2 separate regions of the Mus musculus genome follow, and region 2 is linked to region 1. A link is a contact called in ENCODE Hi-C or POLR2A ChIA-PET data. All regions are on one chromosome and are shown on one strand. The core of a region is the stretch at or near the end of the contact, and the rest is flanking DNA. Distances in the headings are between cores, read along the strand shown.

What was found. Hi-C counts contacts between places; a loop is a spot of excess contacts on that map. ChIA-PET counts read pairs that join two places held with the same protein, here RNA polymerase II (POLR2A).
Region 2: a loop to region 1 is called in a map of mouse trophoblast stem cell, with 2.3 times the contacts of the local background. The contact joins the promoter of 1700018A23Rik here to the promoter of Rad51ap1 in region 1. A Hi-C loop is called at or near these places in 4 of 37 maps with a recorded cell type or tissue (CH12.LX, CH12F3 and mouse trophoblast stem cell). POLR2A ChIA-PET finds 5 or more read pairs at or near these places in 2 of 5 experiments (both embryonic stem cell).

Annotation. Positions count from the first base shown.
Region 1 is chr6:126,935,907-126,943,270 of GRCm38, reverse strand. Rad51ap1 (RAD51 associated protein 1) reads left to right here and starts at 3,684. Exons shown (of 9, transcript NM_009013.4): 1 at 3,684-3,777; 2 at 7,263-7,318. The coding sequence starts at 3,761. It overlaps D6Wsu163e (DNA segment, Chr 6, Wayne State University 163, expressed), which reads right to left and starts at 3,305. Exons shown (of 14, transcript NM_138594.3): 1 at 3,245-3,305; 2 at 765-959. The coding sequence starts at 942.
Region 2 is chr6:126,819,121-126,826,484 of GRCm38, reverse strand. 1700018A23Rik (a long non-coding RNA gene) reads right to left here and starts at 4,298. Exons shown (of 2, transcript XR_378049.4): 1 at 3,992-4,298; 2 at 1,307-1,588. It overlaps Ndufa9 (NADH:ubiquinone oxidoreductase subunit A9), which reads left to right. Exons shown (of 11, transcript NM_025358.3): 10 at 1,483-1,549; 11 at 4,296-4,622. The coding sequence ends at 4,466.

The sequences.
Region 1 (7,364 bases), core at 2,435-4,934:
ATACTTAATACTGAAAGTACACTTAACTTTTTCATTTTGATTTTATAATTGCCAATGTCAAGAATACTATTTTCCATAAATACATAGTATAAGATGCCAAAACACGTATTTAAGGCCTTTTTAGAAATTGCTAGCAATTCTGTCTTAATTTCATGTCAAAATTTGTTAAGCAAATTTTTATATACACACATAGGCTCTGCCTCCACAATAAATAAATGCAATAAAAAAATGTTTAAACTCAAAAACATTCCAACACAATACAATCTGAAGATACAGGAATTTGAAGCTTCAGTGTTGAGGAAGGAGGAGTGGAAACCATCATTTCTACAAGAACAGAAAGCCATGCCAGACAGTAAACGCAGTGCAAACAGCAGTCTGAGTCTGCTCCAGGAGGCTTCAGCAGCACTCACTGGCAGTGGGCAGCACTCACTGGCAGTAGGCAGCTCCGTGGCAGTGGGCAGCACTCACTGGCAGTGGGCAGCACTCACTGGCAGTGGGCAGCACTCACTGGCAGTGGGCAGCTCAGTGGCATGGGCGGTGCAAAGCAAGCTTTGAGCTCCTTCAATCCACCATACTGCTGGCTTTGAATTAACATTTGGTCACTTGTGCTGAAAACCTCTTCAGGTTGACATGTTCATCATGAGCCCGACACTCACTCAGTTGTGCAGACTCATGGGTCACATCCCAAGTTCAAAAATCTGTGCTCTACCAAGAAACATCTAACAATAGAGACTATGGAGAAACAAAAGGAGGTCCGTCCTCACCACTCTCTATGAAGCAAGGCAAGCTGTGCAGCAGCATCAGACGTCCATGCAGATGACTGGCATTCTCCTCCACAGGAAACCTGAGGGGCACTCTCAGCTCTAAGCGCTCACGTCCTACCTGGAACTTGTACACAAATTCCCTTTCCTTGTTGCAGAACCTTTCTCGGTTTTTCTTCATATTCTTCAGCAGGGTTTCTGTAGGATGAGCCAAAGAACCATGAGTCAAACGGCCACAGGACACCTCTAAAACACAGCCCATCCCTCAGAGACTGTACCCCACCCCACCCCGCCCCCATGCGATGCTGAACCAACGACTCCAGTCTTCATTTTCCTTCCATTTTATTAGAGAGGATGTCTCACTGTGCATCTTGGGGTGACTTAGGACTACGTATCCTAGGATGATGTCAGACATTTGATTCTCCTGTCTCAGCACACCCCACCCTAAGTGCTGATATTAAAGGTGTGCACCACCACAACCAGTCTATTATAGTGTTTCCTGCTTATTCCTGCACATTCATCTTCGTGACAAAAACCAAATGCTGCTTCTTCCTTTTTTTTTAAAATGAAAAGTTATTTTAAAGTTAATTTCAGAGCAAACAATATGCTCAAGAAGTACTTTTACTCCTAGGGAAGAATAACAAGTAGTTAATACAAGGGAAGGTACAGAGTGGGGGGGGGGCAAGAGGAAATGCTGGAGGAGGGACGGGTTGGGGGTCTGTAAGTGTACAGCTAGCTTACGGAACTCATACAAGTGGCCAAACACAACGGAGACCCAGTGGTAGCTTGAAGATGTTTGATGTTGAAGGTCAGGAGATGTATCAGAAAAAGGATATGGGAACACAAGAAAGATCTCCAAGTAGGAAGCACGGGCACAGAACAGACCACACAGGATGCTGCCCAAGGCACACTGAACACTACTCAGAGAAAAGAAAATGCAGTAAAGACAGTAGGAGTCGAGGTCCCTTAAAGAGCTAGCCATCAGTCTATGTATACACACATATATGTACATATATATGTATGCATTTATATATATATATATATATATATATATATATATATATATATATATGAACTCCCAGGACAGTAGAGATTGTTGTCATTGTTCTTGGTCGTCCATAAAAACTAGATGATAAACTCTGTTGTTAAAGACACTGCACAGCTCAATTGATGATATAAAAAAGCCAAGCTGGAACTCTGCTGGAAGCTTCCTCTTTGCTGGCTATCTTTTATGGTCCTTGAAGATACTAAGGAGGCTGCTATAAGAGAAATTTCATTACTGGTCCAACCCAGCTGTGGACTCTATGAACTCTACTAACCTGCCAGGCAAGACATGCTCATCTGGGCACTAGGGTACCATTATGAGGGTATCCAATTTGCTCTGACTGGATTTGAGGTCAGCTCTATAGGAGCATACCCCTGCCTGGCACTATGATTCCTGTTGGAAACCCATAGCAGGGAAGATGATGGGCCCTGGGGGGGAACATAAATACTGTTGTTCAGTTAAATGGACACTGTCAAACCACCATGTCTATACCCACGACAAGTGCTACTCCCAGACTTAATCAGAGAATTGTCTCTTTCCAGTGAACTATAATGAATGTACAGACTCCAGGTGCCACAAGGTGAGAACATGTGATGGATGGGGACTCGGCCCTAAACAAGGCATTTATACCACCTCTGTGAAGGTTCAAGGAACACTGCAGAATAGGAAGTGGAAAAATAGAGGAACCAGATCATAGAGAGGAAGACAAAATGCCACCTTCTGACAAGACGCTGCCATTACAGCAGTAAACTCACTGCAGTGTCAGAGGTCTGCATAAGATTAGCCTCAGCAGCAGCAGAGGGAAGAGAGAAGACGACTCAGAATGACCCATGTGTCATTAAGGAACTGTTTTCTATGGGCAGATTCAGGAAAAGGGAAGTTATTTTTCAGTTGTGTGCCCACGGGTGCCCCCACCAGGCTCCAATGAGTAGTCGCAATTCAATAGTCTGGTCTAATTAAGATATAGGGTCACAAAAACAAACAAAACCAAACCAAAACAAAAAAAACCCAACGACATGAATCTAGAAAGGGGACTGGTGGAAATGCAGAGATTAGAGGGATGGGCAAGTTAGTAGGGACAGGTGCGACATAAGGTGAGACAGTAATTAGAATACATTGTAACATGAAACAGAACAAAACCAATAAAAACACACGTTTTCATGTTACTCTTTGTTCCTGTGGTCTGTTGCTCTCAGGATACAATTCATCGTAATCCAGTTTACGTCTCCGAATTCTCTGGGTGTGCCTACACCCTGTCAGAGCAACATGCAAAACGACAAGCCTAGTTGACCACAAACACTGAACTGGCAATGGCAAGCTGCACTCCAGCACTTTAGATGGCCCTTAGAAGACTCCTTCTGTTCTTTAAGTCTGTACCAGATACCGTCATTGGGTCCTCCACACTGAAGGGGCTTCTTCGCTGTGGGCTCGAACTCACCTCTCTCATCAGACACCAAAGCACACTTGGAGCTGTCAACGCAGAACTGCCCAAATAAGTCAGCTGACTTCTTGCTTTTTTTTTTTTAACCTCCAATAGATCCACTTTGGCAGATTCGGAACTCATGTTTCTCTTTCCTCAAGCGCCAAGGAAAACGCCTATCCAAGACCCCCTTTGTTCCAGTTATTTTTAAGTTAGTCATTCTAAATATTGGAGGCGTGTCGCTATTTTTATATTGTATTTTAGACTCGGTACCAAATCGCAATTGTGACGAAAGTGCAGTATCAAAACAAAAGCTAAGTCTGAGCAGACAGGATCCAGGATGGCGTGCCCGGGCCACGGTGTGTGTGCGCAGGCGCCCTCTCTTCAGCACGCAGGCGCCGCCTCAGGCAGGCGAGCGGTGATTGGCGGGCTGGCGCAGCGGGGCGTGGAGCGCGACGTCTGGTTTTCGGCGGGAATTGAAACCGCCACAGCTGCTCCCCAGCTCCAGAGCACTGCTGCTCTAGGCAGGGCACCATGGTGCGTCCTATCAGGTGAGTGGTTGGTGACGTCCCGCGGGGCAGAGAGGAAGGACGGGGACGATGGGGGCCACTGTCATGCATGGTTGCGGGAGAGGACGAGATCCGACAGAGGGCAGCGCGATTGGGTGGGTGCTCGTCGCCAGTCTCCGGTGAGAGCCACCCGCTGCTCAGAGGAGCCCGCCTGGCATCTCGCTTGCCGCCCCTCGGCCTCCTTCTGCAGCTGTCGCCCCTGAGTCACCCCACTCCAGAGGGACCTGGTAGGCTAGCATTTGAGTCGCGCTTAACGCGACAGCGAGCGACCGCGTTAAGTGGCTGTCATACGTTGAGCGATACAGAAAAAGCAGGTGTGCCTATTCCCTCAAATCCCTAGGCAGAGAGGCCCATTTAACTTCCAGCTCAAGCCGTGGTGCCCTGTCACATGACCCCCAGTTCCTATCTGCTTTCCTTTAGACTGTTGGAATCTCTCTGTGATCACAACCGGGATGCCAGGCTGGCCATCCATTTAGTAGAATGACTGAATATAGCTGAGACTATGGCCCAGTGGTCCAGTGATTGCCTAGCAGATGAGAGGCCCCCAGCTTCAAACCCCAGTCCTGCAAAACCAAACAACAATAAACTTAGTGAATTCTCCTAGGCCTGTATTGTACTAAGAGCTGGAGGCTACACTCTATTGGAAGAGGGGTGGGGAGAGATAAGGGGGAGTAACAAAATAAACACCACAATGTAACATAGGAGGAAGGAGAAAAGCCTTACTTTAAATCATATGAACGCGTTACCTAGGTAAAATGTAAGGGGCATTCACATGAAATAGGAGCCAAAGCCCAAGGTTCACCATGTTTGAGAAGCAGATTGAAGGTGTGGGATGAACAAGCATGTGGATGGATTGAGGACTGAGTCAGATAGATTACAAAGCAGTTGTAATCTATCTAAATCTATCTAAAGCAGCTTGTAGGTCTTAGGAGTTTGAATTTTATTTGAGACAAATGGGAAATCTGTAGTTTCAGTGGTGGAGGGCCTGAGATATTCTCATTTCACTTTTATAAAGGCCACCGGCTGTTGGTTGGCTCTGAGGGGGACTGGAGTGGCCAGAGCGAAAGCAGGGGGGAGGGGGGAATTGAGATGCTATCAGTTGTGTGTGACTTTGGCACTGTGTGTGTGTGTGTGTGTGTGGTGTGGAGATGGAGCAAGTAAGTTTAGGGTTTTTTTTGTTTTGTTTTAAGATTTATTTATATGAGTACACTGTAGCTGTTCCCAGATACACCAGAAGGGGGCATCAGATGGTTGTGAGCCACCATGTGGTTGCTGGGAATTGAACTCAGGACCTTTAGAAGAGTGGTCAGTGCTCTTAACCACTGAGCCATCTCTCCAGCTCAAGTTTAGGTACTTCTGACAAGTGGTTATAGAGGAGAGAAAACAAAGAATCAAGGTTGACTGTCTCTATGGACTGAGCTACGTCTCTGTATTGACTGAGATGGGCCCCTTTGAGATAATGAGGTTTAGAAGACAGGACTAGATTTCTCTTGCTTCCATGGTGAAATTGGAAGGGGACAGGCATGCAGATATTGAAGACATACTGCTGTTATTTGGGATAGTAGTAGTCACAGTGTTATCCACAGTCCCCTGAATCCTCAGAAGCCCCATGAGATCATGACTGTGGTCTGGTTTTTGTTGTTATTTTGTGTGGTGGGGGGGGGTTGTTTTGTAAATTATTGTGTGAATAAAAGGGGTGAGAATGGTGGTAGACATACATTGTCTTGATTCAGCAGATAACTGTGGGGTCCTTTCTCTTCTTTCCACCTTTCATGGATCCTAGGAGTCACAGGAGGTTGTCAGGGTTGCACAGCGGGTGACTTTGGCCACTGCATCTCACTAGCTCATTACTTGTGTTACAGTAAAGCCAAACCAGTTGTTGTCTTCACTCTTCTGTCATTTACACTGAATGGGGATTGGCACAAACTGAGGCTGTGGTGGTTGTAGTCCTTGCAGTTTCTATTGCCGCATACTCAAATATTTGTTAAAAACAGAAGCCCTTGTGGGCTGGCTCAATAGTTAAAAGAGTGCCTGGTGTTCTTCCAGAAGACTCAAGTTCCATTCCTAACCACGTCAGACAGTTTATAGCTCTTGCAGCTCCTTCCAGCTCCAGGGGGCCCCCAGTTTCCTCCCCTAGCCTTTGCAGATACTGTACTTGTGTGCACATACCCAAGTTTTTAAAGTTCTTTTTAAAAGTAATGGTTTCCTGCGTATCTCACCCTAGTGAGCCTCTAAAATACAATATGTAATTTGTGTTTAATGAATCGATAAGAGTCCATGTCTGTTACAACTCAACCTGAGATATACTTGTCTTTTTAGTAGGCTTTTGGCTTTGTTTACTAATTTTTCAATCCCACAACTTCTTAAGATGCTTTCATATTTTATGTAGCTGTCAAATTCTTAAACTCTGGCGAGTTGGAGAGTAACAAGAACACCTTCCCATTTAAACTGCTCTCTCAGGGAAACACAGGTCTGGACCATGATCTGGACAGTAGACAAGCCTCTTTCACAGAACTCCCATTTTTGCTTGAAAGAAAGGGCTTGTAAGCTTGGGGGCACATAATAGATGACAGAAGGGAAGGAGGGACAGCTTTACGTTGCTCTCCCAGAGGAAGGAGAGTAACCTTTGTACACTGAGCATCCTTTTCTTCTGCCCACTTAGTTCCTACAAAGATGTAGGGACAGACTATTATTGTAAAGTGTACATTCCATTAAGAAAGCATTATTTGGTATTGTAGAGGGATTTTTAAAGTTTTTTTGTTTGGTTTTGGTCTTAGGTGTCAGTGTCTGTTTGGGTATGTGCAATGTCTGAGGAAGCCTGAAGGTTTTTAATCCTCCTGGAGCTGGAGTTACAGGGGATTGTGGGCTGCCTGGCATGGGTGCTGGGAACCGGATTCAGGTCCTCTGAAAGAACAGTGCATACTCTTAACCAGTGAGTCATAGCTCTGCTCTGATAGAATTTTTGAAATATGGTTAAAACTTGACCCGGGCATGGTGGCGCACGCCTTTAATCCCAGCACTTGGGAGGCAGAGGCAGGCGGATTTCTGAGTTTGAGGCCAGCCTGGTCTACAAAGTGAGTTCAAGGACAGCCAGGGCTATACAGAGAAACCCTGCCTCGAAAAAAAAAAAAAAAAAAAAAAAAAAACTGAACAGGTACTTTCTAATGTAAGCAAAGAACAGCACACAGTTTATAAATACCCAGTCACCACTGAACAGAATACAAAGTTTAATTGCTAATATTTGTTTTCTTCTTGCTTTGGGGGTTTCCTGAATTAATTTCTCTTCCCATTATGTGTATTAGGTATGGGTTTGGCTTTTCAGTTAATGCCAAGTTCTTGGCTTTGGATTGAAGTACTTTAGAGAGACTCCAAACACATTTTCCTTTTTTCAAGATTATTAATAACTTTAAGGTGAAGGTAAAAAAATTACTATTTTCAGTAATGAAAAATTTCTGTCTTATTCATAGAAATAGAAAACCAATAAATTATTCACAGTTTGAAGATTCTGGCAATGACTCTGATGGTAAGTAGAGCTTTTTACTTTTCTTTAATAAACTGAGAAATTTATT
Region 2 (7,364 bases), core at 3,049-5,548, 120 kb after region 1:
CACTTCACTTCACTTCACTTCTTCCCTATGGGGACTAAAATTTTGTACCTACTGGGCATAGTAGCTCAGTTGCAAAACCCTTGCCTGGGAAGTGTGAAGTCCTGAACTTAGTCAGTCCCCATTTTTCAGCTGCCTTCCATTTTTCAGGCAGTGCTCTAGGCACCTAAGATACCAGAGCAAACATTTCACAGCTTGTGGTTTTTAGGCAGTAGGTGTGTAGCTCAGTTGTGTGTGCTTAGCACACTCAAAGCCCTATCTTCAATCCCCAGCACCAAAAAAAACAAAACAAACAAAAAACAAAAAACCTTAACACAACCCACAGCACAACATGGTGACATGATGGAGGTTGTTTATTGAAAGCGTTCTCCTTCAGTGGCCTTTCTTCCACTCGTTTAACACTCCCTGTGACTTATGTAATAGACAGGGGTGGAGTGTGGACAGAGGAACAGCGGGGAAGGCCCTGGAAGACTGTCCCCACTCAAGGGTGTGCCGGAGATCAGGACTACTGAGTGCAGGGCTTTCAAGACACTGGAGAGAAGCCGAAAGGAAAAGTAGTTTTGTGTGTTTTACTCTGAGTAGCCCTGAATGGCCTGGAACTGGCTGCATGTACCATGCTAGCTTGGAACTTGCTGTGTAGACGCAGCTGTCTTTGAATTTAAAACAATGCTCCTGCCCCCACCCTCACCCCCTTCCCTGCCCGTTCTGAAATCACAAGTGTGGACCACACACTGCACCCGACCTTTTTACAGATTTTGTTTGTTTGTGGCACTAGATCAGACCCCGAGCCTCTTACACTTGATCTTAGCCAAAAGGCTGAGAAGCGATCGAGCCTCTTACAAGTTAGACAGGCATTCCATGGCTGAGCTATAGTTCTCGCCTAGGAAGGGGAGACGTAAACATGTTGTTCATACCCCTATATCCAGTATCTAGAACTGTTACAGAGCAATCAGGCTAGGTGATTCTTGGCCTCTTATCCAAAGAGTTCCAGGACAGCCAGGGCTATACAGAGAAACCCTGTCTCGAAAAACAAAAAAACAAACAAACAAACAAAAAAGAATCAATCTTTTTTACAAAGCTTTAGGTGGAGGGCTGTGACAGTGCTGCACAGTGGTTGAGTCCTTGCCTAGCTCTGTGAGGTCTATAGTTTTTCCTAGCATCTTCCCCTCTCCCCAAAGCTGTAGCTGATAGGCATGGCGGCACATGCTAGCTTTTGAGAGGCAGAAGGATTAGGAGTTCAAAGTCACTATCAGCCACCTAGTGACTTGAGTCGCTGATTTAAAAATCCAGGAAAAGGAGGCAGGGAGGGTGAGTTAGATCTGTCTCCACAACAGGTAGTAGAGCCAGGAAGTTGTTATTTTCTCAGAAAACAATGACAAACTTAGCAAGTTCTCGCTTACAGCAGCCCCTCTTTTCCTGGGGGTCCAGTAGGCTGAAACCCAGCCCAGACGCCTCTCACACACGCCGTATGTACTTCCATTGCAGCTGGATTGGCAAACTCTTTGGGCTGAGTCCATTTGAGCCCTGGACGACGAAGGACAAGGTGGAGCGGGTAAGTCTTGGCATAGCAAGCCTCTCACCAGGCAGAGCGCTGTGGAGGAGGAGAAGTCAGATCAGTTTGGCTGGCTTGGATAGTTGCGGGGCTTCTATGTGTGGTGAAGTCCTCCTGGCTGAGGCTAGCCCTTCTGTTCTGCTTTTGGCTCACACATACTCATACTGTTTCACCGTCTTAGTATAGTCTCCCTGTGAGGTCATCCTTGTCAGCATTCAAACATGCATAATAGCCCCCACGCCCTTTCCTTTCTGAAGGCCACACTCTCCTTCCCAGGTCCCTCTGGCCATTTTGCTATTTGTTGTGTTCCCTTACAACTTATTCTGGGTTCTGTTGTTGTTTTAAGACAGGGTCTCTAGGCCAGGCTGGCTACAAACCCACTCTATAGGCGAGGTGCCTTGGATTCCTAGCCTGTCTGCCTCTGCTTCTAAGTGCTGGGACTGCAGGTGTATGCTACCATGCCTGGTTTTCCCTTCAGAAGCTGATCCCAGGAGATTCTTGCGTCATTCTTTGTTTAATCCATTTCAATCTCATTGTATCCTCCTCTGTCCTGAAACTGTGCTTTCCAAGGCCACCCATGACCCCACGCTGCCACCTCTCAGACAGTTTTCTGATCTCACCTCGCTCCTGCTGTGAGCAGCATTTGTTGAGGGGCCACATTTCTTCCTTTTGAAATGGTGTCTTAGCACCTTTGCCTGGCCCAGGCTTTGTTCTCTGCCTTTCCCTTCTCACACTGAGCTGTGCTGGAGGCCCTGTTCCTGCTGCCCTCTCCTCCTGGTTGCTGTCTGTCCTGACGGGGTCACAGCCTCAGCCGTTCTCACTTCTGTTTATAAATTACATTCATCCCAGTTGCCAGCTGCTACTGCTGGAGGCCGTGCTGCCATCGCACCCATATTGAATTGTTTTATGTGGAACTACGCAGACATAGTAACGTTGTAAATGGAACTACAAGCTGATTTTTTTTTCTTTAGATCTTACCAGGTGCTTTCTGCTTTATTTTGAGATGGGGTCTCGCTGTGTTCACTGTGCAGCCCAGGCTGACTGGGAACGTATGCTGACCTTTACTCCGCCTCTCCCATGCAGGGACCAGAGACCTGTGCTGTTTCTTGCTGTTGCAAGCTTGTGTTCTGTCCTTGAACTCTCGCCTCAGTGACGGCCCTTTCTGTGCTGTCCGTGTTAAGACATGGAGTGATCCCCTGCAGTTTTGGTTCCTAAGCCATCATTGCCCCACCCTGCAGTGCTCAGGGTGCTCTGCGTCTGTCCCAGCACATTGCCAGGAGCCGTGTGCGATGGGAAGGACTTGATATATGGCTACCATGACTGCAGACATCAGATTTGAGCTATATGTAATTTTGGTTCACTGAAAGTGAGATTTGAATTATGCTTGACTAAATGGCTTCTGTGTTAGATGATCAAGGGACAGCAGCCCTCAGCAGATGCCAGGTCGGGTCACTCCTCATTCCTGCCTTCCTGTTCATCATTAGGAACATGCTTCTAGTAATATTGGAACTTTGCTACATACTAAAGGCAGAGCGCATAACTATCTCTCCTCTGCCTGCTGTTACCCAGGCAACAGTCCTCTTTCCTCTCTCAGTGAGCCTCTTGCTGCCAATCTTGTCTGCCTGCAGTATGCCGAGTCTAAAGCCCTGGCTCTTCCTTCTCAAGTCTTGTCTGACTCATTGATTATCTGCTTCCTGCATACTCAAATCTCACTGGGAAGATGCCAAGTAAGCACATGACAGCATCTCAGCCTGAGAACTGTAGATTTTCTTTCTGTTGGTGAGATGCAGCCAAACCATCCCCTAAGAGCCGAAGCATAGCAAAGAATTGCTACCAGTCCCAGGGAACAGCATCCCTCTGATAGACTGCCTTAAAAGCAGACACATCTCCATGGTGTCCTTTCCGTGGCCGTGAGCCCCGTTGTCGGACACTTGCTCTTACCTTGGCAACTGAGAAAGTATGAATATAATAGACAGACAGGCTCTGGGTTTGGCTTGCAGAATGCCCTAGAGCAGGCAGTAAACACACTGGGGTCCTCTCTGCGTTGCTCTTTGTGGAGGTCACAGGATGGGACCTGCTTGAGGTCCATGCACAGAGGAATCTGCTTTGGTGCTTTGTGATGCACGGGGCTGCCTTGTTCATCCTTCCTTAAACAAGACTGGTTTGGCTTCAGGCTTTGTGGTGAGCATAGTTGAGTATAATTGGAGCAAAAAAGGCTAATGGGTCTAGGCATGATGTTATAACTGCAGTCCCAACACTTGGGAGGCTGAGACAGAAGCAGTACTACAAGTTTGAGGTCAGCCTGGGCTACATAGTGGGTTCCTAGGAGTTCCAGTGTGAGACACTGTGTCAGAATCCCTAAACCAGACCAAAAAGTTAAAACTGAAATAGCTATAGCCCAGCGATCCAGCATAAGAAAATGGGGGTGCAGAGGTCTCCTACCTTAGCTCTTATCTGAATCTCTAGGTGGAGAGATAGCTCCTGCCACGTTCACTAGGCTCAGCTCTGCGCACATGTGCCTGTGGGGCTGCTCTTTCAGGGTCTCTGTCCTGTGGTTCTGGGGTATGGGAGACCTGCCTCAGGCCTTTGATGATGATTTCTTATTTGTTCTGCTTTTGTGAGTTCCAGAATCAAAGATTGTTGTGGGGTCTCTGACGACCCTTGCCTCAGTGATGAGCCTCAGGCCAGCTTGGGGGTCTGAGGGGTGGCACTCTGTCTCAGCATTCTCTGTGTCTCTTTGTCACAGATACATATCTCAGACGTGATGCCGACCGACCTGCCTGGCCTGGAAGATCTTGGTGTTCAGCCCACACCACTGGAGCTCAAGTCCATTGAGGTGCTACGGCGGCATCGTACCTACCGATGGCTGTCTTCTGAGATCGAGGAAACCAAGCCTGCCAAGACAGTCAACTATTAGTGTCACCCAGGTCACCTGTGTGCAGTAAAAGAGTCACTCTATTAAATATCCGAGGATTCGGTCTATTGCAAGTGTCTTTCTTGACTGATCAGAGAGGAACTCACAGCCATTCAGAACTGAGGCTTGTTTTCTATTAAATAACTATATATAATATCGACACACACAACTGTTCTCTGAAATGTTAGAGGGTTTGGAATTCTTATACCAAGGCCCTATCCTCAAAGTGGAAATATTGCTATGATCTCAGGCTGCATGGTTATCTAGAAGCATTTGGTATAAATGAGCACATAGACACCTACAGCTGATCTGAATTCACTCACACTTGAAGTGCTTTAGACTTGATTGTAAGGGTGGCCTGTTGTCATGTGGTGGAACCCATGGTGTGTCATCTCATGGTAGAGAGAGGAAGAGAGGAGAAGGGAGCAGGGAATGCAACCTCGTTTTTTCTTTTATGGAGTGCTGGGCATCGAACCCAGGGCCTTGTACATTTAAGGCAAGCTTCTTAAATATGAGCCACACCCTTCCCCTCAACCTCTTTTGTGACAACAGTGGTCACTCATGATGACAGAAGATGTGGTCACCTAAACCAAGCCAGGGCTTCTACCACACTGGCAGTGAGTATCCATGGGAACTTTGGAGCAAACCAGTAGCTGCTGTTTCTAAAAGGGAGGGAGGGAGGGAAGGAGCGAGGGAGGAAGAGGGAGAAGGAGGGAGGGAAAGAGAGGGAGGGAGGGAGGGACTCCAGGTTTTTGAGTAATAACAGACTAAGAAGTCGAATGACTTTCCGTACATAGCTGATCTGAATCTCACTGTAAAACCTGTGGTTTGTTTCAGGAAACCATGAAGGATGAATGGACAAAGCCTGTCAGGTTTACATCCTAGAAGGTTATGGAGTGCACGGGAGGTGTAGTGGAGCACAAAGTGTATTTGAGGAACCCTTCCCCGAGAAGGAAGAGGTCCAAGAGAGTGAGAGTTGTGGGTTAGGAAGGTGGGGAGCATTTAAGAGAAACAAGTCCAGGCATAGTAAGTGAAGGCTTTTACCTAGAAAGATGCTGCAAGGAAGGAAAGGGGACCCTTTGGGAAAGGAGAGAGGGCAGAGAGAAGACTAGACTGGACACCACTAAAGCAGATGGTTGGGGAGATGCGAGGACGTTTTCAAGTGTGTGAAGCCACCTGGGTTGTGTGCAGGGCTGTCCATGTTTATTCAGAGGACAAATAGATCTGCTCCTGTGTAGCAGGGGAGTGTTTGTATGCATCTGGCAGTACCTTCCCCGCCATCAGAAGCCGGGGGTGGGGGGTGGGGGGCTTCTGTGCCCTTAGAGGATGACACTTATAAGATGGCTCCCAGGTCCTGCTACCTTGTAAAACTGGCAGGAGGCAGGGAAGAGAATTCTGTCTTCTCAAAGGGAGTTTGTAATTGCTGATCTTCTAAAGGGGATCTGGGAGGTTATTAGAGTTGGCTTAGGCTGAGGGGAATTCCAAGGCTTATGGCCATCTTGATTGGGGGAGGGGAAACATTAAGTCCATCAATGTGACCGGCACCGGTGGTGGCAGAGAAAATGGATTGCCAGCCATCTGGTCCTGGGAAGAGCAGGAGGGACAAAATCTAGTGTGCAGAGGGAAGAAAAGCACGTCAAAGCAAACCCCTCAGAGATACAGAGTATGATTTCATTCATTCATTTATGGATAGGGTCGTGTGTATCCCAGGCTGGCCTTGGACTCACTGAGTACTTAACTCAATGACCTTGGGTTTAGGATCCTTGAGGCTTCTGCCTCCTGAGTGCTGGGATTACAGGTGTGTGCCACCACATGCACTGTATGGTTCTGGCTATCAATCCCTGGGCTTTGTGCATGCCAGGCAGGCAAGCACTCTACCCACTGAGGTACATCCCACCCCGTTGATTTTATTTTATTTTTTATCACTCCACCTTCTTTTAAAACCTCTATATGGAATGTAAGGTACATTGGAGCAAGGTCTGCCAGTTGGTTTGGTTGAAAGTCCATGCCTGGAACCTGTTGAACAAATGTATGAGAACCGTCAAGATTCTTCCCGCGTATTGAAATGGCTCAAGGAGGGCAGGGTGTGGTGGCACACACCTTTAATCCCAGCACTTGGGAGGTAGAGGCAGGCAGATTTCTGAGTTCGAGGCCAGCCTGGTCTACAGAGTGAGTTCCAGGATAGCCAGGGCTACACAGAGAAACCCTGTCTCAAACAAACAAAATGGCTCAAGGAAGCAAATAAAAATGGAGTAGCATTGCTTTGGGGCACATCAAGAGGAGCCAAGAAATCCCAGAAGCATTGGATTGCTGACAGGTCCCTGGGTCAGCTGCACTTTTTCCTAGACTGCAGATGGCCACACCCCCCAGGCACACTGACCTGTGAACAAGGACAAAGGAAGTTTTCTGAGGTTTTGGACTGTTAAATTATATTCTGCCAACTAGGAGACCCAGGTTATACCCAAACCTTGCTTGCATGAGAGAACTTATTGCCTTTTTGATTGGTTGGTTGGTTGGTTGGTTGGCTGGTTTGTTGGCTGGCTGGTTGGTTGGCTGGTTGGTTGGTTGGTTGGCTGGCTGGCTGGTTGGCTGGTTGGTTGGTTGGTTGGTTGGTTGGTTGGTTGGTTGGTTGGCTGGCTGGCTGGCTGGTTGGCTGGTTGGTTGGTTGGTTGGCTGGTTGGTTGGCTGGCTGGCTGGTTGGTTGGCTGGTTGGTTGGTTGGTTGGTTGGTTGGCTGGCTGGCTGGCTGGCTGGTTGGTTGGTTGGTTGGTTGGCTGGTTGATTGGCTGGTTGGTTGGCTGGTTGGTTGGTTGGTTGGCTGGTTGGTTGGCTGGCTGGTTGGTTGCTTGGTTGGTTGGCTGGTTCCTTGGTTGGTTGGCTGGTTGGTTGGTTGGCTGGCTGG